2 separate regions of the Mus musculus genome follow, and region 2 is linked to region 1. Evidence: chromatin loops called from intact Hi-C (ENCODE). Cell type or tissue: heart. All regions are shown on one strand. Each heading gives the region's core, and the rest is flanking DNA. Links, peaks and the distances in the headings are about the cores only. Region 1 holds the start of 4930431F10Rik (RIKEN cDNA 4930431F10 gene). Region 2 has its middle 25 kb from the start of Gm40639.

The links. Peaks named below come from ENCODE experiments on the same cell type or tissue, not always from the same donor. Only the 100,000 strongest peaks of a DNase experiment are listed, where the experiment ranks them.
Region 2: a loop joins it to region 1, with 2.2 times the contacts of the local background. A loop is called at or near these places in 4 of 42 quality-filtered maps.

The regions. Positions count from the first base shown.
Region 1 is chr10:44,738,018-44,754,343 of GRCm38, forward strand. 4930431F10Rik (RIKEN cDNA 4930431F10 gene) reads right to left here and starts at 883. Exons shown (of 2, transcript NR_166081.1): 1 at 207-883. It also overlaps the pseudogene Gm18250. In heart, for the core only: no CTCF peak of the experiment used is centred there; no DNase peak of the experiment used is centred there; H3K27me3 peaks cover 466 bases.
Region 2 is chr10:44,992,566-45,005,315 of GRCm38, forward strand. No RefSeq gene overlaps it. Among named protein-coding and RNA genes, the nearest start is that of Gm40639, 25 kb to the right of the region's middle. In heart, for the core only: a CTCF peak has its summit at 8,445; DNase peaks (open chromatin) are centred at 5,226 and 7,696; H3K4me3 peaks cover 1,865 bases; H3K27ac peaks cover 1,789 bases.

The sequences.
Region 1 (16,326 bases), core at 3,629-11,628:
ATACACATGCACACCAAGACTCAATTATAGTTGTAATAAGAAGCTATAGTTCGCTCAGAGACTAGTCTGCACAGGTGAGAGTGTGGACTACAGAAGCTACACAGTTTCTGGGACAGGCGGAAGCAACACAGCTTCTGGAGCAGACCCCATTTCTGGCTCCAGACATCCGGGCACCTTCCCTGACAGAGGAGAGGTATCTGCCTTACCCGGGAGGACTTTGCCGGAGCACCTGGGGGAGCCATCTCTGGTCCTGGATCTCTCAGAGAGTAGTCTGTACAGGTGAGAGTGCGGACTACATCTGTTTCGGGCCTTCATCTTCAGCCAGGAGGTAGGTCCGAGCACCAGATATCTGTGCACTTTCCCTGCAAGAGAAGAGCTTGCCTGCAGAGAGTACTCTGACCACTGAAACTCAGGAGAGAGCTAGTCTCCCAGGTCTGCTGACAGAGGCTAACAGAATCACGGGAGGAACAAGCTTCAACCAGAGACAACGATAACAACAAACTCCAGAGATTACTAGATGGGAAAAGGCAAACTTAAGAATCTTACTAACAAAAACCAAGACCACTCACCATCATCAGAACCCAACACTCCCACCTCAGCCAGTCCTGGATACCCCAATCCACCCGTAAAGATAGACTCAGATTTAAAAGCATATCTCATGATGATGGTAGAGGACATCAAGAAGGACTTTAATAACATACTTAAAGAAATACAGGAGAACACTGCTAAACAGGTAGAAGACCTTATAGAAAAACAGGAAAACACAACCAAACAGGTGATGGAATTGAACAAAACCATACAAGACCTAAAAAGGGAAGTAGAAACAATAAAGAAAACCCAAAGTGAGACAACGCAGGAGATAGAAACCCTAGGAAAGAAATCTGGAACTATAGATGCGAGCATCAGCAACAGAATACAAGAGATGGAAGAGAGAATCTCAGGTGCAGAAGATTCCATAGAGAACATGGGCACAACAATCAAAGAAAATGTAAAATGCAAAAAGATTCTAAGTCAAAACATCCAGGAAATCCAGGACACAATGAGAAGACCAAACCTACAGATAATAAGAGTAGATGAGAATGAAGATTTTCAACTTAAAGGGCCAGCAAATACCTTCAACAAAATTATAGAAGAAAACTTCCCAAACCTAAAGAAAGAGATGCCCATGAACATACAAGAAGCCTACAGAACTCCAAATAGACTGGACCAGAAAAGAAATTCCTCCTGACACATAATAATCAGAACAACAAATGTACCAAATAAAGATAGAATATTAAAAGCAGTTAGGGGAAAAGGTCAAGTAACATATAAAGGCAGGCCTATTAGAATTACACCAGACTTCTCACCAGAGACTATGAAAGCCAGAAGATCCTGGACAGATGTTATGCAGACCCTAAGAGAACACAAATGCCCGCCCAGGCTACTATACCCAGCCAAACTTTCAATTACCATAGATGGAGAAACCAAAGTATTCCACGACAAAACCAAATTCACACAATATCTTTCCACGAATACAGCCCTTCAAAGGATAATAACAGGGGGAAAAAAAACCAATACAAGGACGTAAACTACGCCCTAGAAAAAGAAAGAAAGCAATCCTTTAACAAACCTAAAAGAAGACAGCCACAAGAACAGAATGCCAACTCTAACAACAAAAATAATAGGAAGCAACAATTACTTTTCCTTAATATCAATGTACTCACTTCTCTAATAAAAAGACATAGACTAACAGACTGGCTACACAAACAGGACCCAACATTTTACTGCTTACAGGAAACTCATCTCAGGGGAAAAGACAGACACTACCTCAGAGTAAAAGGCTGGAAAACAATTTTCAAAGCAAACGGTCTGAAGAAACAAGCTGGAGTAGCCATTCTAATGTAGAATAAAATCAACTTCCAACCCAAATTTATCAAAAAAGACAAGGAGGGGCATTTCATACTCATCAAAGGTAAAATCTTCCAAGAGGAACTCTCAATTCTGAATATCTATGCTCCAAATGCAAGGGCCACCACATTCATTAAAGAAACTTTAGTAAAGCTCAAAGTACACATTGCACCTCACATAATAATAGTGGGAGACTTCAACACCCAACTTTCATCAATGGACAGATCGTGGAAACAGAAACTAAACAGAGACACAGTGAAACTAAGAGAAGTTATGAAACAAATGATTTAACAGATACCTACAGAACATTTTATCCTAAAACAAAAGGATATACCTTCTTCTCAGCACCTCATGGTTGGTACCTTCTCCAAAACTGACCATATAATTGGTCACAAAACAGGCCTCAACAGATACAAAAATATTGAAGTTGTCCCATGCATCCTATCAGATCACCATGGACTAAGGCTGATCTTCAGTAACAACATAAATAATAGAAAGCCAACATTGACATGGAAACTAAACAACACTCTTCTCAATGATACCTTGATCGAGGAAGAAATAAAGAAATTAAAGACTTTTTAGTGTTTAATGAAAATGAAGCCACAACATACCCAAACTTATGTGACACAACGAAAGCATTTCTATGAGGGAAACTCATAGCTCTGAGTGCCTCAAAAAAGAAACTAGAGAGAGCACACACTAGCAGCTTGACAACACACCTAAAAGCTCTAGAACAAAAGGAAGCAAATTCACCCAAGAGGAGTAGACAGCAGGAAATAATCAAACTCAGGGGCAAAATCAACCAAGTGGAAACAAGAAGAACTATTCAAAGAATCAACCAAAGGAGGAGCTGGTTCTTTGAGAAAATCAACAAGATAGATAAACCCTTAGCCAGACTCACTAGAGGGCACAGGGACAGCATTCTAATTAACAAAATCAGAAATGAAAAGGGAGACATAACAACAGATCCTGAAGAAATCCAAAATACCATCAGATCCTTCTACAAAAGGCTATACTCAACAAAACTGGAAAACCTGGATGAAATGGACAAATTTCTAGACAGATACCAGGTACCAAAGTTAAATCAGGATCAGATTAATGACCTAAACAGTCCTATCTCCCCTAAAGAAATACAAGCAGTCATTAATAGGCTCCCAACCAAAAAAAGCCCAGGACCAGATGGGTTTAGTGCAGAGTTCTATCAGACCTTCAAAGAAGATCTAATTCCAGTTCTTCTCAAACTATTCCACAAAATAGAAACAGAAGGTTCTCTACCCAATTCATTCTATGAAGCCACAATTACTCTGATACCTAAACCACATAAAGACCCAACAAAGATAGAGAACTTCAGACCAATTTCCCTTATAGATATCGATGCAAAAATGCTCAATAAAATTCTCACTAGCCGAATCCAAGAACACATCAAAACAATCATCCATCCTGACCAAGTAGGTTTCATTCCAGGGATGCAGGGATGTTTTAATATACAGAAATCCATCAATGTAATCCACTATATAAACAAACTCAAAGACAAAAACCACATGATCATCTCGTTAAATGCTGAGAGAGCATTTGACAAAATCCAACACCCATTTATGATAAAAGTCTTGGAAAGATCAGGAATTCAAGACCCATACCTAAACATTATGAAAGCAATCTACAGCAAACCAGTAGCCAACCTCAAAGTAAATGGTGAGAAGCTGGAAGCAATCCCACTAAAATCAGGGACCAGACAAAGCTGCCCATTCTCTCCCTACCTATTCAATATAGTACTTGAAGTCCTAGCCAGAGCAATTCGACAACAAAACGAGATCAAGGGGATAGAAGTTGGAAAGGAAGAAGTCAAAGTATCACTATTTGCAGATTATATGATAGTATATATAAGTGACTCTAAAAATTCCACCAGAGAACTCCTAAACCTGATAAACAGCTTCAGTGAAGTAGCTAGATATAAAATTAACTCAAACAAGTCAATGGCCTTTCTCTACACAAAGGATAAACAGGCTGAGAAAGAAATTAGGGAAACAACACCCTTCATAATAGTCACAAATAATATAAAATACCTTGGTGTGACTCTTAACTAAGGAAATATAAGATCTGTATGTTAAGAACTTCAAGTCTCTGAAGAAAGAAATCAAAGAAGATCTCAGAAGATGGAAAGATCTCCTATGCTCATGGATTGGCAGGATCAATATAGTAAAAATGGCTATCTTGCCAAAAGCAATCTACAGATTCAATGCAGTCCCCATCAAAATTCCAACTCAATTCTTCAACGAATTAGAAAGTACAATTTGCAAATTCATCTTGAATAACAAAACACCTAGGATAGCAAAAACTATTCTCAATGATAAAAGAACCTCTGGTGGAATCACCATCCCTGACCTAAAGCTGTACTACAGAGCAATTGTGATAAAAACTGCATGGTATTGGTATAGCGACAGACAAGTAGACCAATGGAATAGAATTGAAGACCCAGAAATGAACCCACACACCTATGGTCACTTGATCTTCAAGGGAGCTAAAACCATCCAGTGGTAAAAAGACAACATTTCAACAAATGGTGCTGGCACAACTGGCAGTTATCATGTAGAAGAATGCAAATTAATCCATTCTTATCTCCTTGTACTGCATCAAATCTAAGTGGATCAAGGAACTCCACTTAAAACCAGAGACAGTGAAACATATAGAGGAGAAAGTGTGCAAAAGCCTCAAAGATATGGATGGGCACAGGGAAAAATTCCTGAAAAGAACAGCAATGGCTTGTGCTGTAAGATAGAGAATTGACAAATGGGACCTCATAAAATTGCAAAGCTTCTGTAAGGCAAAAGACACTGTCAGTAAGACAAAAAGGCCACCAACAGATTGGGAAAGGATCTTTACCTATCCTAAATCAGATAGGGGACTAATATACAATATATATAAAGAACTCAAGAAGGTGGACTCCAGAAAATCAAATAACCCCATTAAAAATGGGGCTCAGAGCTAAACAAAGAATTCTCACCTGAGGAATACCGAATGGCTGAGAAGCACCTGAAAAAATGTTCAGTCTCCTTTATCATAAGGGAAATGCAAATCAAAACAACCCTGAGATTCTACCTCACACCAGTCACAGTGGCTAAGATAAAAAATTCAGGTGACAGCAGATGCTGGCGAGGATGTGGAGAAAGAGGAACACTCCTCCATTTTTGGTGGGATTGCAATCTTGTACAACCACTCTGGAAATCAGCCTGGTGGTTCCTCAGAAAATTGGACATAGTACTACTGGAGGATCCCACAATACCTCTCCTGGGCATAAATCCAGAAGATGTCCACCTGGTAAGAAGGACGCATGCTCCACTATGTTCATAGCAGCCTTATTTATAATAGCCAGAAGCTGGAAAGAACCCAGATGCCCCTCAACAGAGGAATGGATACAGAAAATGTGGTACATTTACACAATGGAGTACTACTCAGCTATTAAAAAGAATGAATTTATGAAATTCCTAGGCAAATGGATGGACCTGGAGGGTATCATCCTGAGTGAGGTAACCCAATCACAAAAGAACTCACATGATATGTACTCACTGATAAGTGGATATTAGTCCAGAAACTTAGAGAACCCAAGATACAAGATATAATTTGCAAAACACATGAAACTCAAGAAAAACGAAGACTAAAGTGTAGACACTTTGCCCCTTCTTAGAATTGGGAACCAAACACTCATGGAAGTTACAGAGACAAAGTTTGGAGCTGATACTAAAGTATGGACCATCTAGAGACTGCCATACCCTGGGATCCATCCTATAATCAGCCTCCAAACGCTGACACCATTGCATACACCAGCAAGATTTTGCTGAAAGGACCCTGATATAGCTGTCTCTTGTGAGGCTATGCTAGTACCTGGAAAACACAGAAGTGGATGCTCATAGTCAGCTGTTGGATGGAACACAGGGCCCCCAGTGGAGGAGCTAGAGAAAGTACCCAAAGAGCTAAAGGGGTCTTCAACCCTATAGGTGGAACAACAATATGAACTACCCTGTACCCCTGGAGCTCATGTCTCTAGCTGCATATGTATCAGAAGATGGCCTAGTCGGCCATCATTGGGAAGAGAGGCCCCTTGGTCTTGCAAACTTTATATGCCTCAGTACAAGGGAACACCAGGGCCAAGAAATGGGAGTGGGTGGGTAGAGGAGTGTGTGGGTGGGGGAGAGGTCTGGGGGACTTTTGGGATAGCATTTTAAATGTAAATGAAGAAACTACCTAATTTTTTTTTTTTTTAAAGAAGCTATAGTTCTCAGACCAAATCAGGCCAATCTCTTGTTTATGTGTGGCCTGTGAGTAAAGAATGGTTTTTGTAGTTGACATTGTTTTTTTAAAAAAATCAAAGAAATAATACTTCACGACGAGTGAAAATTATATGAAATTCAAATGTCACTGTTGGTAGTGAAGTTCTTTGGAGGCCAAGTCACACCCAATTGTTTACCCATTGTCCCAGCAGCTTTTGTGCTACAATTGCCTGCTCAGCTGCTGGAATGAAGCCAGAGGTGATTGCACTGCTGTCCTGCAGCCAGCAAGGTCAGGGACATGAATGCCACACACAAGAATCACCTTCTGAGTATGAAGACATTTTCAAAGAAATACATTTAAATTCTTACTGTGGACCAACTTTTGCAGACAAACATTTGCAGTCAATTTTGGTTATGGAAAGCATCAAGTTTAAGCCCCAATGAAGGGAAACCTCATGCTTTCTCCCCAAGAATTGTTACTTTCTTTTTCATTCATAGACCTCAGCACTCAAATATTATTTTGAATTAAATATTTTACAAAACTGTGTTCTATAACAGGGTTTTATACTTGAGGTGAATTTTAGAACTTGTTAATTGGTATGCTTCCATGTATATAAATAAATGTGTATATATGTATATGTACATGTGTGTCATATGTGTGTATGCTGTATTTATGTCTGTGTCTACATATTTGTGTGTGCATGTGTCTCTGTACATGTATATGTATGTCTATGTGCATGCTCAGCACATTTCTACTACTTGAAGTGGTTTTTATAGTAACTTTATGATATGGTCCAAACAATTAGTATTAACCTTTTTATGTAGCAATTTCAAGGGTGATGGAAGTTGACAGATGTCCCCTTATTGGGTAGCTCCCTCAGGTTTGGAAATGTTCATTGTGTCACCATAACCATTGCTTAGAGGTGAAACATAACACACTTTAAAAACAGCAGTGATTCTGGTGCAGTATCTTGTCTCAGAGGAAGAAGTTGTTGGGTCCGTCACTCTTGTTTCCAAGGAATGCAGGTCTGGAACGACTAAGAGGCCTATAGTGCTGATGAACTCCAGGGTTTGACATGAGTGAACCTGAGTGTTCATATGACCCAGTGTTAGGGATGAGTCGTGTTCATCCAAAGGATGCCAACATCCTGACAGTTAGGTGCTTTACATGTAGTCTTACTGGTTTTCTCTGTAGCCTAAGCTGATCTTGAATTCGTGATCTTCCTGCCTTAGCTTCCTGAGTCCAGAGATCAGACACATCTGTGCTCCCATGCCTGGATTTGACAATAATGTCTTGACAGAGGTAATCAATGGACAGTTAGGTTACTGGAGCATTCTGTCATCTAGTATGACATGTATTCTTATTAAAAAAAAAGGGAAAAATTGGAGAGAGGAATGCAGGACATATGGTGTGAAGGCACAGGAACATGGCATCTAAAAGCAAGAGATACCTGTGGCCATGGAACCTAGAACCAGCCCTCCTGACATACTTACCATGAACTTCTCAGCTTCAGATCTATAAATGAGTAACTCAGTGTAGGTCTGATAGCTAAGCCACACAGCCCAAAGCCTCTTTGACACTGTGGACATGCTCTGGGGACAGTATATGACAGGAGGTTGAAAGGGAGGATCTGAAAAATTCTTTCCCTGGGCTGGGCAACCATGACGCAGCAAGCAAGAATGGCCAGGCAATGGCCCGGCGGTGGTGGCGCACACCTTTATTCCCAGCACTCAGGAGACAGAGGCAGGTGGATTTCTAAGTCGAGGCCAGCCTGGTCTACAAAGAGAGTTCCAGGACAGCCAGGGCTATACAGAGAAACCCTGTCTCAAAAAACAAAACAAAACAAAACAAAAAGAATGGCCAGGCAAGCAGGGGCAGTTTCAAATAGGACCGCTTTGTGACACCAGATGACAGCTCAGGGCTGGCAAGTGCTTCTGACATTACGGTTAATTTACCTGGTGCTGTTTAAGAGGCAGCTGGCTGATTACCTGAACAAGCTAAATTTAAAAATAAACAACAACTACAACAACAACAATGCTTGCTTTCAGCACATATCTGTTTTGGGTAATACATCTCCACAGTGGAATTTATAGGTGAGAAATTATCCACATACAGGTTTTGATTCTATGTGTGTATAGCCAATGAAGGCAGTAACAAAGAAAATACCCACATCTGGATTCTGAGCCAGCTCAGTCTTATCTCAGTACACTGTGAGCTAGCTAGTGGATTTCAGATGACTTATGCAAGTCCCAAAGGTGATCTTTGTCAAATCAACTTTATTAGATTTTTCTAAAAATTACAATATTAGTTACAGAAATGCATTCCATTGGGAGAGGTTTAAGCTCCCACAATCCATACCATTTATTCACCAATTTAGTTCACATTTCTAGAACTAAATGTGATTTCTCCCGAGCACTTGTTGGTGTTGGCAAGCAATATGTGAGGCTCTTGGTGATGTCTGTATCCTCAGACCTGAGTTTCTTTCAGCGTTACACAAGAAGATGCTTCCTGGTAGATCTGTTAGAGATATGAAGGAGTAAGCTTTCCATCTTTCTCCTGCTCTGTCCTTTCAGCCAGGGAGGCTGTCTATTGCCCAGCTGGAAGGAAATTTAAAATGCCCAAAGCCATTTCAATTAGCCACAAATGCGTTTTCAGATGTTTTTCTTGGATCCAAATATCATGGGAAGTCTACTTGTTTGAAACCCCTAAAATGGCAGGATGTACTAACAACATGTTTGAAACCAAAAGTTAGCCACAGGTAGCCAGACTCCCTTGCTTGCTGTACAGGACCCTCTGTCTCTGGGAGACCATGCTACTCTGTCCATGTCATCTCAAGTATCTGCTCTTTCTTTTAGCTAAGTTGAAACAGTGACCCACCTGGGACTAGATAATGACCTGATAAACTTGTCATTGACAGATGTTTCCCTCTCAGTCTCTCCTGCCCCTGTGATTTGCTAAAGTAAGACCAAGGAAAAAGAGTGGAGATTGGGAGTGGGAGGCACATATGGAAGAATCAGATAGAAATTTCAAGACACCATTGGTGCATGATGCAGAGGGAATAGCTTATGTGGGTTGCAAAGCAACCAACTTCAATTACTGAGAAGCAATAACACACAGGGTCCCCGCCCTCCATCCAGCAGAGTCTTCGCACTGGCCTTCACGGTGCTCAGTGGCATCTAAAGCTCCCCCCAGCCTAGGCTGCTATTTCTCACCTGGGATGGAGTGTGCACGCGGGGGGCGGGGGTGGCATAGAGAGAGAATAAGAATGAATATCGTGGGCAGGGGAAGCAATAAGTAATAGAGCAACAAGCAGAGCGGTGTGTTCAAGTTTCTCTCCCATAAATTAATAATAATGAAAGTTCATGAACCAGACCATCTGTCTGACCCTGGACTAGGCACTTGACATGAATTATTTTGTTTAGTTGTGAGTCATTGAGAGTTTATGAGGAAACTGGCGTTTAGAGAATGTATTGAGTCTCCAGAAACATAGAAGCAATAGGATTTAGTCATAGGATTTAACCCTCCCCTTCTCTGTCCTTTCTCCTCCCCACTCAATTCCTCATCCCTCTCTCTACCTCTCTTCTTCTCTTCCTATCTCTCTTCTCTCTTCTTTCTCCCCTCTTTTCACTCTCTAAGTGATTGACACATAACTGGGAGCTGGCAAACATGAAATCTACAGGCCTGGCCCCTGCTGTGTTAGCCTTAAGATCTAGATGTGAGTTCATGTTGAGGCTAGAGTCCTAAAGGTAGCCTGGAGGCAGTCTTTTGCTCTTAGGGCTTTCCTTCAACTGATTGATGAGACCTACCGCATGAGAGAGGGTGATGCGTTTCATTCAAGACTGTTAACTTAAAGTGTTGGTTATATCAATATATAAAAAATAATCCCTTTACAGAATATCAAGACTGGTGGGGTTTTTTTGTTATTGTTGGGTTTTGTTTGTTTGTTTGTTTGTTTGTTTTAGCAAATATCTTTGTCCTGTAGCTTAGCTACATTGACATAGTAAATTTACTGTCACAGAGAATCAAAAGCCACATCACTCAGAGACAAGATCTGCACTTTGATGGCCCTACATCATGCTGGTTGCCAAGGCTGTGTGCAAATGGGCCAGCCTTCCAGCTCGTAGGTGCTCAGGAGCGAAATGCTCAGTTTCTCCTTTGCCTGCCTCCCAAGAGAGCCATTGAGTCTCAGATAGTAAATGCACATTAAATATCTTAGTAGGATGCCAGTTAATGGCAGTAACTTTAACATTTAGACAATTTTTCACTCTTAACTTTGTTTAAAACAATACCTTTGTCCTGTCTGTGGGTCCATACCTTTCATGAAGTTTATACTTAGAAAATGATAGGGCAGGGATTAGTTTCTTGTGGATCTTTAGCGTTTGACACTAGCTTGTTGTCGCAGGACAGATTTATTAGATCATTTCCTAAATGGATTCCTTGGTCAACACATGAGGTGGTACCCACAGGAGTGATTCCTGACAGTGTTTACTATGGGTGGTGATACCCAGATTAAGGAACAAGTGGGGACTTTTAGAAAAAGGTGACTTCTGGCTGGTTCATGCAGGTATGAGCTGCTAGTCTGGGCGGGTAGAGGTACAAGTGGGAAGTAGATGGCTCAGTGGGAATGATAGGCCTTGAGGACACTTGCTTTCTGTTTGGGGAGCAAATCATATGTATGTACGTAAATACGTACATACATACATACGTACGTACGTACAGGGCAAGGGGAACAAGCATCTGCATGATTAAATGTTTTATTGGCCAGTCCTTCAGTTGTAATGCAGAGCCACGGAAGGAGAGAGAGAGAGAGAGAGAGAGAGAGAGAGAGAGAGAGAGAGAGAGAGAGAGAGAGAGAAGTAGATTTTGGGCAGGATGCTCAGTTTTCTCCATTTTTCTGAAGGACATCTAGAATGTTCTTTGCTCAAGTAAAGCACCTGAATGATCGCTATTGTAAGCTGCCTTAGAGCGAGAGCTGCATTCTGTGACCTTCATCTTATTCCCCAGTCCTCAAAGCACTGTCTCTGATACAGGGGTAGCTCCTTGGTAAGCTGAAAATAATTTATCCCCTGCCCCTTGGTCACTCTAGAAAACAAGTCTGACTCATATTAGATTCTGAAGCTTCCTTATTGAAGATACTTCAATGTTTTGTTCTTGTCTTGTACGAGGTATTAAGCAGAGAATGTAAAACATGTCCTACAAGCCCTTTCCTTCTGGGCTGATGGCCAGCCAGTCATTCTGGTTGCACCACGTGATTTGTTGACGACTGTTGTCCCTTCTGGTTGGCCGGATCTGCACCTGTCTAAATTGCTGAATGTTCAGAACTTTACCATTCTTCTATGACCTGGTTCTTAGCTGCCTCTCCAACTCATCTCTGGCTCACCACCTCTGTAATCATACTGTGACTTTCTCTGTTCCTTTGCTTCTGTTATGCTTCATGAAATCTTGGACCATGCTCATTCTTATGTCTCTACCTGGGAGTCTTCCCAGTGTCTCCCCACTTGGAATTTCATTTTCTCTTTCTTCCTCTGCTAATTCTCTGTTGTAACCTCACATCCACCGGTGGCTTGCTTGACTTCAGACCTCCAGATGCATTTATATATCCCTCTCATATACTCACAGGCATGTCAGAGCTTCCTTTTAAGCTTTACTCACCACTTTGGTAAAATAATTATTTGTGTGATGGTTTATGACAGACTGCATGACGACAAGAAACTTACAGCACTACTGCTTGCTTCTCAGAAGAATCCTGATAAATATTTCGTAGAGCAAGGGCATAAGGAAAAGTATGGACCAAGGCAATGAGAATAATCAGAATTTTTCCTCTCCAACTATTCAGACTCTATAAAAAAAACTCTTGTTGAATAACATCTATGATTCAAATGTTTGCCTACTAATTTTCACTATCTTTAAAACAAGGTTCTGAGATTCCTTGGTGTTATTGCAGGTAGACAGATTTATTTGAGTCCAAATTGGTGCCCTCTCCTCTCCTTTATTCCTTACCCCCACCGCCCAGCATCATGCTTGACTCTTCGTTTGTTTGTTTGTTTGTTTGTTTGTTTGTTTGTTTTTGTCAGTCTCTTGACCACAGCTCTGGTCTCTGGAATCCTGGCCACACAATAGTTAAGCTTTTTTCATGTACACCAATTCCCTAAGATCTAACTTTGAAACAGCAATGAAAGTTAAAGCTGCTGCATTTCCTTTAGATTTTATAGCCTGATTTGCTTTAGATCCTAGGAGTTGATCATGTGCTAATTTGTCTGACTGTTTTGTTTGCCTAGATCAATTAAACTTTCCTGTATTTTTTTTTTGAAGTGAAAATATTTTCCCACATGAAAGAGTCATTTGGGGTGGTGTAACAAAACAGAGTTGGCCATGCACATCCTGAACGCTGTTGCCAAAATTTGGTTTTAATTAGCTTTATGACCCATCAAATAGCCATTTCCATGAATGAACCCTTTGCCATATATCCCTACCAGTTCATTCAACATTAATAGGAAAACCTCTGTATTAAAACTTACAACATACCTCTGCAGTCTCAACCAAAATGCCCCAAGCCAAACAGCACATAGTGTATTTGTTTTTCAGAAGGGAAAGCATATTTTTCTTTTACAGAATGTTGATGTGCAGTAGATGTTAAATACTGTATTCATTTTCTAAGGCTCTTCTTAAATTGAAATGATTTATTAAGGCAAATTATTCTGAGCAGATTTTTGTGTAGCTATATAGGCATAAAGGATGATGGTGAACCAGAAAAAAAAAAAAAAACCAAAACGATCTTTTTCAGAGTATGACAAAGAATTTAATATTTAAAAAAGTAAGAAGATAGAAGTATCAATGGTGTAATTTGGCTGAGGTTAAAGTTGACAGTAGATGGGCAGGGACCACAGACTGTTAAGGAGACTGCAGCACCTTCTCATGAGGATTCTAGGCTAGACCTTACTTCCATCCTCTGATCCCACTTTCCTAGAGAGCACGGCAGCCCCAGTCCAGGGGTTCCATTCTGTGGCTAATCATTAGACTCCTACTGTTTTCCATCTCCGTGTGTGAGGACAGGAAACCCAGAAAGCATGGCTAGGGAAGAGCAGTTAATTTTTAACTCAGGGTTCATCTTAATGGAGTCTGGAGACCTGGTGGACTCTTTAATTGTTACCAGAATTTTTCCATCCAGATGGGCTTCACATGACAAATATCTGCGAACCAGCACAATTTCAGTCACTGCTGAGGCGCAGCATGGAGAAGCTCTCTACGCATGTCTGAGTCCATTTGGAAAGGAAGGAGCCTTTTTACGGCCTCTGTCCACGGCGCCTCTTCAGGTGGGGTTTCTATCCTGCCTGAAAAATTCTACACTCAAGAAGTAGCAAAAGTCTCATTTCCGCTGGTGTAAAAGTTTGTCTCCATAATGAGCATGTCCCCGGGCCTTGGCGTCACATCTGACCGAGGAGGGTTAGGCATTTAGTGGACAAGAACAGTTGTCACAAGATCACAGCCCAGCCTCTCAAGCACAGGTTTTCCCAGGAGAACAGTCTTCTTACCTGCTTTGTCATCAGTAAAAGTTTGGCCTCCACAGTTTCCCATGTTCACAAAGAGGTGAGGCTGAGGAGAACTGAGGTGCTGACACATGTGGGGTTCAGGGTCTCTTGAGGTGAACCTTGGGGTTGTGGGAGGGTGCCCCTTCATGCCTTTTACATTTTGTAAGGGTTGCTTGGTATTACACCGCTATGTATTTCCCTTCAAAAAGTTCATCTACAAATCAGATATTTGTTCTCTATGCATTAAGCTCCTTCCTGGGGCAGTAACCAGAAAATGAAAGAAGATATTAGAAACCATTATTCAGGCAAATGGAGAGCATGGAAAAACTCTGGACACAGTAAGTGTGTGGGGACGGAGAGGACCACAGATGGAGTCTGGAGGTCCGGACTCCCATTCCCAAGACCTCCTCACACTGCCCCCTTGGTTTGAACTCCACAGGGATTATCTGGCCATTTCCATTTGCTACATAATGACTCTTGCTCTTGATAAAGTAACCAAGAAGGATGGAAAGAGGCTCCTGTGAGGGAACCTGAAGGGAGCAGGACCTCCCGTGGCATGTGTTTCGGGATCTGAAAAGAGGAAATTCATACACAAAGAACAATTGGGGAACAAATGAAAAAGTCTATTTCTCTGGATGACTTAAGAGCACGAATGAGATTACTTGTGTGTCTTGAGTCAAAGGTGAACAGTTAGCAGGAGGGATAGGAAATAGAATGCTTTAGCTTCCAGATTTTGATTTGAAGTAAAAAACCAGATACTTGGTGCTCAAGTACTGATTACATTGAAGCCACTTAATTTGGGGCAGGTTTTTTTTTTTTTTTAAATCCCTGGATTCTCTAATTCCCTACAGAGTTTTATTTTTAAAGCCTTTGTACAAGACAGAATGACCAGAGAAGAGCTAGGGTTTGTTTTTTTTTTTTTTTCCTTAAAGGGGTTTGAAGTTTGTTTGCTTAACAAAGTGTTTGCAGTCATAATTAGGTTGCATATTAAAGTTCAAAACCAACTCATGTTGGAAGTGACTGAAAATTGTTACCATCTGATGGCTTTGTGGGCAGAACTCTCACAAACGACACTGCACGCACCGAGGCATAAAGGCCGGTTTCTGGGTATGGCCCCAGGAGGCTTGCAGAGTCTGGGCAACGCTCAGACTGCAGATTTCCCAGGGTGGCATCATGGGTCTTAAATCTAACTGTCACAACATAATGGCTTTGTTCTGATGCAGCCATGCCTAGGGGATTTGGCTTGCTTTTTCATACTTTCATCTCGTGTCTTATCTATCGGTGGAAACACAGAGGTCACAACAGTTGTAATTTCTGAGGAAGTTCTTTAACACTCACAATGGAAAATCCTTCTCAATGCCAGGCTTCCTGAGAGAGAGCAAGGGAGAGAGAGAGAGAGAGAGAGAGAGAGAGAGAGAGGGAGGAAGAGAGAGAGAGAGAGAGAGAGGGAGGATGAGTCAGCTATGCCTCTGTTGCGTTGAAAGGCAAAACTGTGTTTAATTTTAACAGTGCCCTACTTCCATCTCAGCCAGCATATGAAGCTGATTTGGGAATAGAAAGAAGAGTTTTATATGGTACTTTTCAAACATCTTGCCCCCAGCAAGAACCCAAGTGTTTCTGAGAGAGAAATCTTGCTATCTGCCACACCTCCATCTTTTATTTCTTCATAGAAGGACTGGACAGTCCAAGTTGTCTCTTCTGATGGTGAGCATTCCACAAGAACAAAAGCCTACTAAGTGCATGCTGGGATGCAGGAGTTGGTACAGATGACCAGGGTGCTTGGAACTACCACACACGTGATACTGGAGGGATTCTTATGTTCAACTAAAGCTCTTGGACCCAGGTTTATATGCAGTAGGAGGAAGACTGCATTTCTTCCTTTCTTTAAGGAGCTTCCATATGAAATTCACAACTGAACTTGGACCAGGTTTAAGGATGAATTTTGATTGTGAACTCATTCATTTCCTGAGCATTAGTCTGTCCCTCTTAACTCTTCTAGGACATACATACATGCCAACACATCCATGCTGCTTAATAACATAAGAAGTAGAATCTGAGTAGGAAAACAGTCCAGGATAATGACGAAAGAAGCCACCGAGGATTTGGTTTTGTGATCCAAAGCAGGCAATAATTACAAGACAAAATAGAAAGAATTACAAAATATTAGACTGACTTTATAATGGGCAGTGTGTGTGTGTGTGTGTGTGTGTGTGTGTGGTGTGGGAATCACAGCACACTTTTGAAGGTCAGAGGATCACCTGAGAGTGTTGGTTCTCTCCTGCTACCATATGGGCCCCAGGGTTTAAACTCAGGTCATCGGACTTGGTGACTAGCACCTTTACCCACTGAACATCTCACTAGCATTAAAAAGATTTTAAAAACTTTTCTGAAAGTTACTTTTTGGATACCTATTTAAATGTACATCACAAGCAAATATTTTACTGACCACTTTATAAATGAGTGTTGTCCTGTTCCCTTCAGAGCCTATGATAACATTTGGAGAAAAGCATTAAGTAGACAATGTCCATTCCATCACTGTGCACAGAGCCCCCCTCCACAGTGAAGATAGCAGATGTATCATTTTAGCCAGAAAACCGAACTAATCTGGACCAATGCTGTTACAGTACAGGCTCGTTTATAGAGT
Region 2 (12,750 bases), core at 4,244-12,243, 260 kb after region 1:
TTCTGGCTGACTGCAGGTAGACATGAGGTAGTCATTTGGAACACTTGGGACTTACTTAGATCAGAATTTGCATCTGAATCTTCAAAAATGTGTCTCCAACTTAGGACACTTTCTGGAACATAATTACATCAATGTTAACATTAATAACAACAACAATAATAAAATATTGCCAAAGATGTTAAATCCCATCTTTAACCAAATATCACTATGTAGGGCCAAATGAATACCTAAAAGTAGAAAATATTATTGGAAATGTAATGAAAAATATGGCATTGGAAAGTTGGTTCATCCGTATAGGAATGAATAGAAGCAGACACAGCAGAGACTCAATTGCTTGTTTGCTTGGGGCTAGAAACAGAGGTAAAGGACAATTCGGGAAAGATGGTAGTATCGCTTTATCCTGAGCAGTATGGCTTATCCTGAGCAGGAGAGTCTTGGTGACTACACATTACAGTTGAGAGAGATTAAAGGAAAAGCTGGTTCCAGGTGGGGCTGGAAAACTTCATGCTGATATTTGGGGTACATGAAAACTGAAATCAGCAGTAACATTTACGAAAAAGAGAAAAACAAGACTGGAGCTCCATAGAGACCTAGAAGACAAATAGGTATTTACATGGAAGCCACTCCCAGGGCTTTTCAGAAACAGGCCAGTTGAAAATAGAAATAATAGAACTGAGAATATAGAAATGGCTCAGTGGCTAAAGGCACTCACTGCCAAATCTGACAAAATAGGTTTCATCTCCAGAATACACATGGTAGAAAAAGAGAACACGGCTTCCACAGGTTGTCCCAGGCACACACGCACGCGTGCACACACACACACACACACACACACACACACACACACACACACACACACGCACACACATAAGTAGGTATAAAATAATTTGCACTTGCCTTGCTTGCCTCATTATTCAGTGGCAGAACAAAAGAAGGTTCTTCTTTAAAACTAAAGCATACTGGGGCTTCTTTGGATCCCAGACCACATCACACTGAGTCTCCAGGACCTGAGATCCCTGAGTGTACACAAGTCCCCTGTCTGAGATTGTCAAGGGGCTCACAGTATGGCACTAGATGAGATTGTCAGAATTGAAACCCCGACTTCGCCACTCCCTAGGCCATGACCTTAGGCAGGTGGCTGAAACTCCCTGTGTTTTTATCTGTAAAACAAAATAATCTTCTGAAGATCATACACCCGCCCAAAATACTTCTGTGAAGACCAAATGTATGAAATGCATATAAAACAGAACCTGTGTGGAGAAAAGACGCGGGGGCCGTCCCTGAGGCTTTGTGCTGAGGGCTTATTCTCATTTATGAGCAAGGCTTGCTTCCCCTGAGTGTTCCTTAGTCCCTGGAAAATGTTCTTTGCATTTTTGACAAAGTAGAAAGTAATCCCTGTGACTGTTCGGCCTCAGGAAGGAGTCTGCCTCTCTGGAGTTAGTTTGCAAACACGCCATCCTCACAGGCATGCTGCCACTACTGGAAGTCTGGCCTCTCAGGTGCGCTAAATTCTCACCATTGAAAAGGCCCTGGGAGAATCTCAATGCCATTGTTTTGGAAACTTCCTTTCACCCTGCTTTGAATTTGTGCCGGTTCCAATTTTAAACAATAAAATAGAAGCCCTTAAAAGAGAGTCCCATTCACTATTGAGAAAGAGGAAAAGAGCTGGCTGTCAGTTATCAGTCACTGACTTGGACAAAGTCTGAACTCTTCAACTTCATAAATTCCAGCCAATGCCATGTTGTTGGAAATCATCTGTCTGTCTGTCTGTCTGTCTGGGACTTTTTTTGTTTGTTTATTTTGCTTGCTTAATTTATGAAACCTTTTAACCAGAAGGTTTGTTCAAAATGGACCACCTTCCTGTTTTGTTCATATTGCCAGATGATCTTATGCGAAGGAGCAGTGGAATTTATCTGAATTGCTGCCCCTCCTCCTGAAAAGCTAATGAAGCTCTTGTAACCTCCCAGCAGACAGCAGTCAGCCAGTAAATCTGTAACTGAAAACTGAATGTGTAGCAGGAAACCCTAATAGCGAAACGTGTACGATTAAAGAGCTGAGTAGACACAGACCAGAAAGTAGGTGAGAGCTGCTTACAAGGACAGTCTTGGCCGCTGCCAGGCCTTTGAGGAGTCTCTTAATGAGTGAGCAGACCTTTAATGTATTTTTTTTTTCACTATTCATCCACACACCTTTTGTCTCGGAGTTATTTCTATCACTTCAACAGAGCCATTCTGACGAGCGTTCTCACCCAGGAATCCCCGAAGTCATAGAAAGTTTAGATTATCATATCATACAGTCATATACTGCCAGTCATACACTGGCAGGAGATAACAGGATTGCCTGAGGCAGGTGGGTGTGATAGAAATATACATCTCCCCAGCCCTTTGCTCTCCTGCAGGTGGGCAGAGGAACCCAGAGCTGAGTAAGGTGGGGTATAAAGACTAGGGAAGAAAGTTCTGCCATTGGCTCAGAACCACCCAGGTCCCTATGGAAACTCAGTGTCCTCATCTTGTTCACGCAGTGAATCACAGAGTGGCCTTGAGCGGTGAGTCGAATGCTTCCTACGTGTCTTAACTTTCCCTCCTTGAAAACGGACCCTTTCCATTCAGCGGTCCCTGGTGGGGCATAGACATTTGTCTGGAAGGCCAAATCCTCGTGCTGGTCTCACTACTACCCCTGTTCTCCCACATGACATATTCTCCCAGACGCTGCTTCAGGCGACGATGGGATTCAGGCTACACAATAGAGAAGGAGAACACAGGCTAGACAAAGCCTGTATGCCCATAGAAATTTGCTACTCAAACAGCTAGCTGCCTCTCCCCTCTCTTCAGGCTGGCTGGAGCCAGAGTACAGAGACTGTCTGCAACTCCCCTTGACCCTCCTTGAGCATCTCAAAAGGCAGCGAGAGGGAGTGCTGACAACTTCCTGAGGAACCAACCAGAGGAGTGTGCAATGAAGACTACTGAGCGCTCGTGGGCACCATAGACTCCAAGTGTCCCAGTTCAAGGTGCCCTTTGTAAAACCCTGGAGCCATCCCTAGACCGCCTTTGGATGCTCCTACCCACGTACAAATTTGAAATAATAAAAGTGTGGCAATTATTAAAAGAAAAATCTTTGTTTGTAAAAACTGATGTATTTTTACATCTTATTCGCTGAAAAAAAACGACTTTGTGGCTATATGAATTAAGACAGCAACGAGACAGAAATGGGGGCCTAGAAAGTGAAGCTACTCAGATCTCCTCACTTAGAGTAGCCAGGGTGCTTTTCATGTGAGAGGCCAAATCCCTGAGGAGCAGCTACAAGGCAAAGGCGATGCTGTCAGAACTCGGAGCCGTTTCTAATGCTAGCACACAGACCAGCTCCGATTCCAGTGAACTCAGGCCTTCCCCAACTAAGCTACATCCTCTGCCAATGTAACGCTCTTAATTGGCTCTATTTATTATTCTGGACTCAAACAACACTTCACTCCATAAAAGGGAAGTGTTCCAAGCAGAGGAGTTTTGTTTTATAGACAGAATAAAGCAGAAACAAACTTTGTCTGTTTGTTTGATGGCTAATCTCAGGTTATTTTAGGCTTTTTTTTTTTTTCTGTAAAGGGTTAAACCTTTTCATGCTAACTAAAACTGCCTGTTCAGGAAATTAGTGTGTAATCATTTTAATTTTTGTTTCAGTTTCAGTTTGATGATCTTAGCCCTGGTAACTCCATTTTGATTTTGAGCCTGGCCTGTTGAAGCAGGTGGGGAAAGATCAGTCCAACACAATGAGTCTAAGGAAAATAAGTGGGTTTCACCTAGTGCTCTCCTCAGTACAGTTTAATTCCAGGAGCACTGGAAGCTAAGGAACTCATCAGGCACCTCCGTCAATCACATACATTCAGTAATGAGGGACCCATTCCTTCATTTCAAGATTCCCCCCGCCCCCCGGGGGGGGGGGGCTGGAGAGATGGCTTAGTGGTTAAGAGCACAGTCTGCTCTTCCAGCGGTCCTGAGTTCAAATCCCAGCAACCACATGGCTGGCAGCCATCAGTACATGGGATCCAATGTCTTCTTCAGGTGTGTCTGAATAGAGCAACAGTGTGCTCATACACATAAAATAAATATATTACATTTTTTAAAAAGTTTTTTTTTCTTTTGCTATAACACTAACAGCCCTAGAACAACCTGCCTTTCACCGCAACACCCAAGGCAAGGTTATTAACTCTCCATATTCAAATGGGAATTTCAGGCTATCTGACTCTCTGCTAAGAGCTGGGTGAGATTTCCAGGACAACAATCAGGAAGGAGGAAGGTACTGACTGCCTTAAGGAACCCAGGCAAGAATGAGCTCCAATACTGTCTAGGGCTAGGGTGACAGATGACTTTTAAAAGAAAGGTGATATAACCAGGGAAGCTAAAAAAGGCCTTTAGCCTTAGAAACAAGTGCGTAAAGAAAACAGAATCAGAAATGCTTCTAACCAGAAGAGGACACCTGGCAATGGACCCCTCTTTTTTTTTCCTCTATGTTTTCCTTGTTTCTGGGTCCCCATGATATCTGATTGACTTGTATATATCATTTTGACTACTGAGCACACCTGTGTTTCTCTTTAGAAAGGTGTTATTACCACCACCACCACCACCACCACCACCACCACCACCACCACCCCCCACCCCACCCCCCCCCCCCCCCGCAGACACCACTGAAAATCTCCAAATAAGCTTGTGACAATTAGAGATGATCAAGACCAGCAAAGAGGACAGAATAGAAGTCCCAGCCAGTGTCCTAGGAGCCTGGCCACTACAGAGGACGCCCCTCTGGCTGACAGGTCCATCAGCAGGGTGCAGAGTTGATCTTCAGGCCCGCCTTGCAGAGCTGAAGGACTATAGCAAGGCCACCGGATATATTTTATATGGCTGTCTCATGACCTCCAGGCATCGTGAGAGACTCTCAGTAGTTTTTTAAAGATGGGCAAACTGTGCTGTGTCCAGGAAAAACCAACTTCGGTGGGCTTATTGTTTTCGCTGAGGCCATTACTTTCCCGCCCACATCTTTCATTGCCTCTCCGGTGTTTCTGTGAGACAAAGAAGCCAGCTGAGACTTCCACAAAGGAGAATGCAGGGAAAGGGGGCTGAATACCTTGAGCAAGAATAGCTTGGAAGGAGCCAAAAGTGGAAAAGGAAGTCTAATTCTGGCCTGGTCCGGTGGGGAGAAAAAAGTTTTTTGAGAAATGTAAACAAATCAGGAAATCCTGGCACTCACTTTAGTTCCGGTCTGGGGAGAGAGCCGCTCACTCGGGTCCTTTCCCGAGGAGCAAGCTGCTGTTTGTGAATGAAATCCAGATAAAATTATTCATTGAGCTCTGCCAGCCCCGCAGTTTCCAGCTTTCCTTTAGCCTATGGCATAGCTTAAACCTTAAAATAATAATAATAAAAAAACCATATGCGTGTTATTAACTCTCCATATTCAAATGGAAATTTCAGGCTATCATAAATCTCCTTTCTGATGTAAATTCCTCTCTGCAGAGCTCGCTGCAGGAAAGCCATTGTATCTGAGTAATCTAAACTTGAAAGAGAATTTTTGTTAAACCAGTTATGATAGGGGAAACATGTTTTTCACTGAGTCGAAAGATTAAAGTTGGTTGTAAAAAGGGGTGGGGGCTGAGGGAGAATTATTGGTTGCCCAACTAATGATTAGATACAGAACTTCAAGGAGAAATTAAGAGCACAAAAGAGAGTCACACAGATAAGTGAAAACAGCTCCAAAGATATTAAATACAAGAGTCGAGGTTTAGCTGAGGTTGTAATCTCTCTTCCCATAGTCATCTCTGCTAAGCCATCCTCTCTACCCCATTCGATTTCCCCAGGACAGACTGCTGCAGCACACATCTGCAGGTTGGAATATCTAGTTTCTCTCTCTCTCTCTCTCTCTCTCTCTCTCTCTCTCTCTCTCTCTCTCTCTCTCTCTCGTGTGTGTGTCTTTCTCATGTCTTCTTCCGTATGTCCCTCCCTTTGAGTCTGTCTGTCTCTCTGTGTGTCTTTTTATCTGTCTCTCCCTGTGTGGTGTTTCTATCTCTGTCTCTCTGTCTCTTTGTCTCTCTGACTCTGTCTCCCCTCTCCCCTCTCCCCTCTCCCCTCTCCCCTCTCCCCTCTCCCCTCTCCCCTCTCCTACATCTTGGTAATCACTCTACGGACTTTTTAGCCCAGAAGAATGTAGACACAAGAGGAGAAAAAGAGATATACCCCCTCCTTTAAAAAACAAGACAAAATAAAACACATTGTGACTGGTTTCTTTCAAAGCATGCTTTCTCAGCACTATATACCCTCATCTCAAGCTAACCCCACTAGCTCTCTTGATTTGTTACCCTCAGCCATTCTGCCACCCTTCCTGTCCTTGCAAACCTAGAAACATTTTTAAGGTTTTTCATTTCAAAGACCTCAGCAGGCAGCAGTAAGGACATAGTCACAAGCTAACAGTGTGGGTCTGTGGTATAGTATATGCTTAATCATGCACAAGGCTCTGGATTCCATTTCTACCACCATATACACAGAAAAGAATCCATATCCGTGTATTAAGAGCTATGGGGAAAAAAATTAAAGTATTTCTTCGCACAGCCTGACCAGGAGAGGTTTACAGATGAGAAACAAGTTTCTCTTGGGAAGGGTGGACTAGAGATCTTGAAAAGGCCTCTATTTGACTCTCCTCCAGGCATCCGACCTCAGCCCTAGTACTGGTGTGTTTGCACAGAAACCTCCAGAAAGGACCTCAGCTCTCAAGACAAAAGCTTTCTCGATGAACTTTGAAGAACATGGTTCATAAATACAAGAAAGAAAAAAAAAAATCCCTCTGCATCACTGTGAAGAACTGACTCTGTTCCAAAATGAATTTATGATGAAAAGAAATATTTAAATTGAAATTAAAATATTAACATCAGGGCAAGGCCTGACTCATACAGCTATACCACAAACACTCTGAATACTTTCACATATCCCTGAAGTTAATGTATTCATATTTAGATTTGCAATATTGTGCTTTAGAATAATTTTAGTACAAAAATACCAAACTAGTCTCTTATAGCTTTGAATCTAGTCTAGTCACACACACACACACACACACAAGCAGTGTCACCCTGATCTCTTATTTAATGCTCAACATTCAAGGTACACAATTTAATGTTCATTGTGGATTGTCCATAGATTTATGATGGCTGTAGAGATGTTCATAAAATCTGAGCTATGCAAGGCTTTCGGCATCTGTCTCATTTTTATCAGAACCATAAAAATCATCACCCTCTTGTTCCTAGTCAGTCTTTCCTGCTAGATAATATAAACCAGAGAAAAATAACGTTGTATCTGAGTGTCTACTTTAAGTAGACTCTGTTGCAGAGGTGTGTGTGTGTGTGTGTGTGTGTGTGTGTGTGTGTGTGTGTGTCTGTCTGTCTGTCTGTCTGTCTGTCTGTCTGTCTGTGTATACAGAATAGTGATGGTATGTCTGGAAATGGAGAGAGAAGAATATTGAATTAAACTACATATGTTTGAGGATTAAACAGGCTCTGTACGAAGCTCTTCCTAGTACCAACTGTCTTATGAACCAGAACGATGCTGCTGTGGGGCACCACTCGTTTTAGCCATGCGCTGACCTGTCCTACGCAGGAGCACAGTCTCTCAAGTGTACACAGAGAGGGGAAGCAGGTGCTTCGACTCCCCAGCATCTGGTTTAAATGACCACAATGCTGAGAGCACCTGCAGCCAGCATTTCAGCCAAGTCTGGCCTCCCATTGTATTCAACTGTTCTTTCTGCCTTAAGCAAAAAAGGCATTGTTTATCTGATTTGCCAAAGGATCTCCGGGGAGGTGGAGAAAGACCGGACAAACAAAGCTAAAACTGAGCGCCAGTGGACCGCACGGGAGGATCTTGATTATTTGTGACTATCCACGGGGATCTTTCATCCTGACTAAACAGAGAGAGAGAGAGGAGGGGGCCCCACGGGGACATAGAGAGACAGACAGAGACAGAGAGAAAATATCAGCTGCATTTGGTGCTGCGGGTTTAAGAGCAGAGCAGAGAATAATCTTACTGAGAAGGTGGAGCTGTAGTTTGTGTGCTAAATGTTCAGTCTATGCACTTTCCACGTTCCTAGTTTAGAGCAACTACGCACTGAGAGAGCTGACTGCCTCTAAACGATGTCAAAAGCAGTAGTAACCTTGGTTCAGACTTTTCAAATCAAGGTATGAAGAGCAAATAAAACTGACCCACGGAGGGGGGGGCAGTTAGAGGGGGGGACAAAAACCAAAACCCAAAACAAACCTGTGGTCGATGTGTTAGAACCAAAATAAAATGACCAGTCGTATTTTCAAGAACACGGAAAATAAAGTCTTCCTGCGTAGTGTTTGCTTAGTAAATAATTCTGTGGAGCCCCTTTATTTCCTTTTTTCTTTTCTTTTCTTTGTGTAGAGCCCCAACTAGTGGGAGATTGGAAAACTGCACCTGAAGAGAGGCCATTTAAATGGAGGTGACCATTGGACTTCCGGCCAGCATATGAGCACTTTAGGACAAGGCTGATTTTCAGGTGTGAGACTGCAGACAGGTGCTAAGAGGGGAGGGTTGTGAAACTGCCTTCTTCTTAACTTTCTGCATGCTAAAGGGCAACCTGGCGCCGAGGAAAGCAAACACACTCTCTGGCATGTGAAATGACTCAGTGCACTCTAGCTACAGCTAATTCGAGAAAGGAAAATAAATTCTGAGTTCAGAACTTATATGCCTCAAAGATCTTTTTTAAAAGAAAGGGGACAACATCCTGTAACCGAAAAGAAAAAAGAAAAAACTGCACAGGCTGGAGGAAAAAGAGCCGGTTTCACATGTTAAATGAGAATTCAGTTAGAAATATTTTTACCCAGTTGGTAGTTTTTACTGAGAAGAGATAAGAATGTGCTGTGTTGTGATAAGAGGAGCTAGCTGTAGGTAGACCAGCAGGCCGGAGGCCATCATGCAGGAGAGATCAGAACTTCAATGAAGAATGAGACAGAAACGCCTAGAAAAGTGGGGTGTACTGTTCTGAACTCAGAATTTATTTTCCTTTCTTAAATTAGCATAGACAGAGTGTGCTGACTCATTTCACTTGCTAGAGAGTGTGTTTGTTTTCTAAGGGGACTGAATCTCAGGAGCTGCTGGGATTTTAAGTTTGTTTCTTTGTTTCTTCTTCCATCCTTTCAAAAACTCTCATTCTGCTCAATTGTTTTTAAAATAATGTTTCCTTTGACAAAAAGTGGCAATAAAATGCAGACAGCCTGGAAAGGCTATTAAAGAAATAATCCACGATGAGTTCATTAATTAAAGTATAAGAATGTGCATCAGGGGTTGTCATGCAGGCTTCAGGGTGTTTGTGGAACTCCCTAACAAGAAAGATCTATAGTGTGTGTGTGTGTGTGTGTGTGTGTGTGTGTTTCTGAATTCTCAAAGAATCCCATAAAAAACAAACAAACAAACAAACAAATCCAACTACACAGGAATCTGCACATAGACAAAAACCAACCACATTGTCATAGATGTGCCTCAGAGTGGTCTGACTTCAGAGACTGCATAGAAAAGCCCCACAGAGTCATCAAGCCATGTCTAGGGCATCTCACAGAGCAGATGCTAACCTCCAGAGTCACAGGCTTCCCTGTGCATTGTGCACTAGAATAAAGGTGTGGTGGGTGTCCTGCTTATACCTTGAGGGCATATGGGTGCACACAGTCCTCATCAGCTGCAGGGATGAACAACTCGCTCTCACCACTTCCCTCCATGTGAATGTACAAAAGGCCACTTATGCTCAAAATTTGAACATAGTAGTAATTATTTTTTTTTATCCCCACAGATTAGCCAGTAAAATTCAGAATTTAACCACAACAACAGAAATACCTTTAACTTTTAGGAGTCAAACACCTACTCAGTATACACAGTTGTTACAAAATATCAATTCAAGGGAGTTTTCTCTGCCACTTAAAGTTTATGGTGATTATTAAATAAACAGACCTTTGCTTCATTTGAAAAGGGATTTGTTTAAATACTACTTATTTGAAGATCATTAAGTCTCTGGAGTTCAAGGATATCGAGGGTGGTGACTGCCTCCCGGAGCTATCTAACTTCTTTTATGATGTCAGCTTTCCCAGAGATTTTATTTAACAAATGACTTCACTGTGGAGAAAAGCTGTCATATTAATCTATCTGTCCTAGCCTTCACCTTCCAGCCTCACTGTGATCATGTAAGAGAAGTCTGAGGGGTAAAGAGAGAACCCACACTACCCATTAGCAGTCCCCTGTCAGGTGGCACGTGATCCTGTGTCAGCACACTCGGCTCCTCAGCTGCGGACTCCCTGGTCTTTCCTTCTCAGACAGACACCACCATGATTGAAGTTTACAAAAGGCAAGCTGTACAGGGCATCTGACACTCTGCAAAGCTTGCCACCTTTTCTGTTTTCTGTTTATCTTTCCCTTTGCCAGAGTCTGTAAGAAGCTTTCATGGCTGAGAAAGTAAGTCTTTGAGTCATAAGAACAAGGTGAAGGTATTTAGAGGGAAAAAAAGCTTGCCAGGTTTAAAAAAAAAAAAACCTGTATTCCCTTACTAAGACAATTTTAAAACCTCAAATATTACAACCACAAACTGTTCGTGCAGATGAAAATGAAAGTAGGCCACTTAAAGAGAGTTTTGTCTAAACTAAAGCAAATGCATTGCGTCATTATTTTAAGCATTGGGATTAACAGGCTACCAAACGGTTTCTTTGAAATTAAGAAGGCAGCATTTTAAATATTACATCTGAACGTGTTGTGTCTCCTCTAAGGGACACGCAGAACCTGAGTGGCTGATGTCTCTATGCCCTCTCCCCAGCCCCTGAGGACCACACTGCCCTTCCTGCCTGCGCCTACTTGGCTCTGGGCCAGCAGCTTTCAGGGCCCCTTCATTAGGAGCTCCTGGCAATGTGGTTCAAATGTGAAATTTCCATCTCCCCTCCACAGGCAGCTAGGCAAGGGCAAAGCAGTTGGGACATGCTTGACACATGAATTTGAAAAGGGAAGAGGAGAAGGAGGAAGAGGAGGTAAGCCTTCAAAACTATATCTATCAAAGTGAAAGTCAGGAAAAATTAGGCCATCCACCTGACTGGGGCTGCCAAAGAGTTAGGTGAAAGTGCCTTTCAAGGACGTCCTACATAAAATTCAGTATGCTAGTTAACAGGACAGCCAGGTGCCCCAAGCTGTCTGAGGAACACAAGCACATTGAAAATAAAGACACTCACTAATAACCCCCATACTTTAATGTTTTAGGATTCTCTTTGATTTCCTATGGAACCTGGTTAGCCCAGAGAGGACTAGAATACATGTGGTAGTGGTGGTGGTGGTGGTGGTGGTGGTGGTGGTGGTGGTGGTGGGTGTGTCAAGTTGAAAGTTGTGTGTGTGTGTGTGTGTGTGTGTGTGTGTGTGTCTAGGGGGATGTTTATAAACTGAATTTCCATTAGTTGATAGTCACATTTTGAGCCCACTATAGGTTGAGACATGCAGGGAGAAATAATAATGTCCGCTCATGAACGTGCTTTGGAGGCAAGCCATACCACCACTGAAGTAAGCCCTCAGCTGAACTTGACTGAGCAGGTCCACACCTCGTTAAGTAACACCAGTTGCCATTGTAGTCAGTGATGTCAGTCAAATACCAGAAGCAGCGGGCTAATTTTGGATGCTTCCCTGCCTTCTCGGAAGCACAGAGACACGTGTGTGCTGTGCACATGTGCACAGGTGGCTCTCAGTTAGCTGCTAGTCTGTGTCCTCCCCACACTGATAGCCCACAACTAATTTCTACTTGATTTTGGAAAGATTTCAAATTACTCTGCATTTTGGTATGCACTGTCCCGAATCTCATTTCACTATCTCACTACAGTGTTGAAACAGGAGTGCTAAGCGATAATAAATGATAACGACCACAGAGGAACCTGCTGGCTGAAAGTAACAATGAAAATTTACAAAATAGAAGATCCAGACAAAGATAGGAAGACTATGTAAGCATGTTTTTTTTCCTTCTTCACTCTTAATTAATTCTTTCCTTCTGACAGTTCAACCTTACACATATTTCCAAATAACTTTCCACCATGATTTTACTCAATGATTTCCACAATGATAAAATGAATTGAGTACAATATTAATGTGTTCCTGACAAAGATACACTCTGGGAGTACTATGATGTTTTATAATTGATAATTTATTCTTATTAATTAGAATCAGGCTGGCAATAGATCTTTTTAAAATTGACTTTCCACATATTCTAGGTCTTGTTAAGATTAGTTTATATATAATTATAAACATAATTAAATTTGAGGTTAAATGGTTTTCTAAGACAAGTATAGTCAGATCAAACACTAAAAAAGGAAACTATACTAATTAATAGCATTTTTCATATATTTAAAAATGTAGTCTATATCCTATTAAAATTAATGAGATTATTTTTCACCTTCTTGCTTGCAATCTGTACCTGATAAAGAAAGACAAACAAGGCCTGGACAAGCCCCCCCCCCCCCCAGGACTGGTCTTGATTTTCAGCTACAGGTCTTTTTATCAATAAGCGATTTAATAAATTACCTCAAGCAGAACCAAGGAAACAGAGGTGTGGTTCATGTTAGACGTGCAGGGTAACCATATGCACTCAGCTTTAGCAGTTCTGTGCCACAGCCACAGCCACTAGAGATGGCAGTCATGCAGCCAACCCTGGTGGCAGATGCCTAGAAGCCCAGCCACTGCGGGGTGGGGTGGGGGA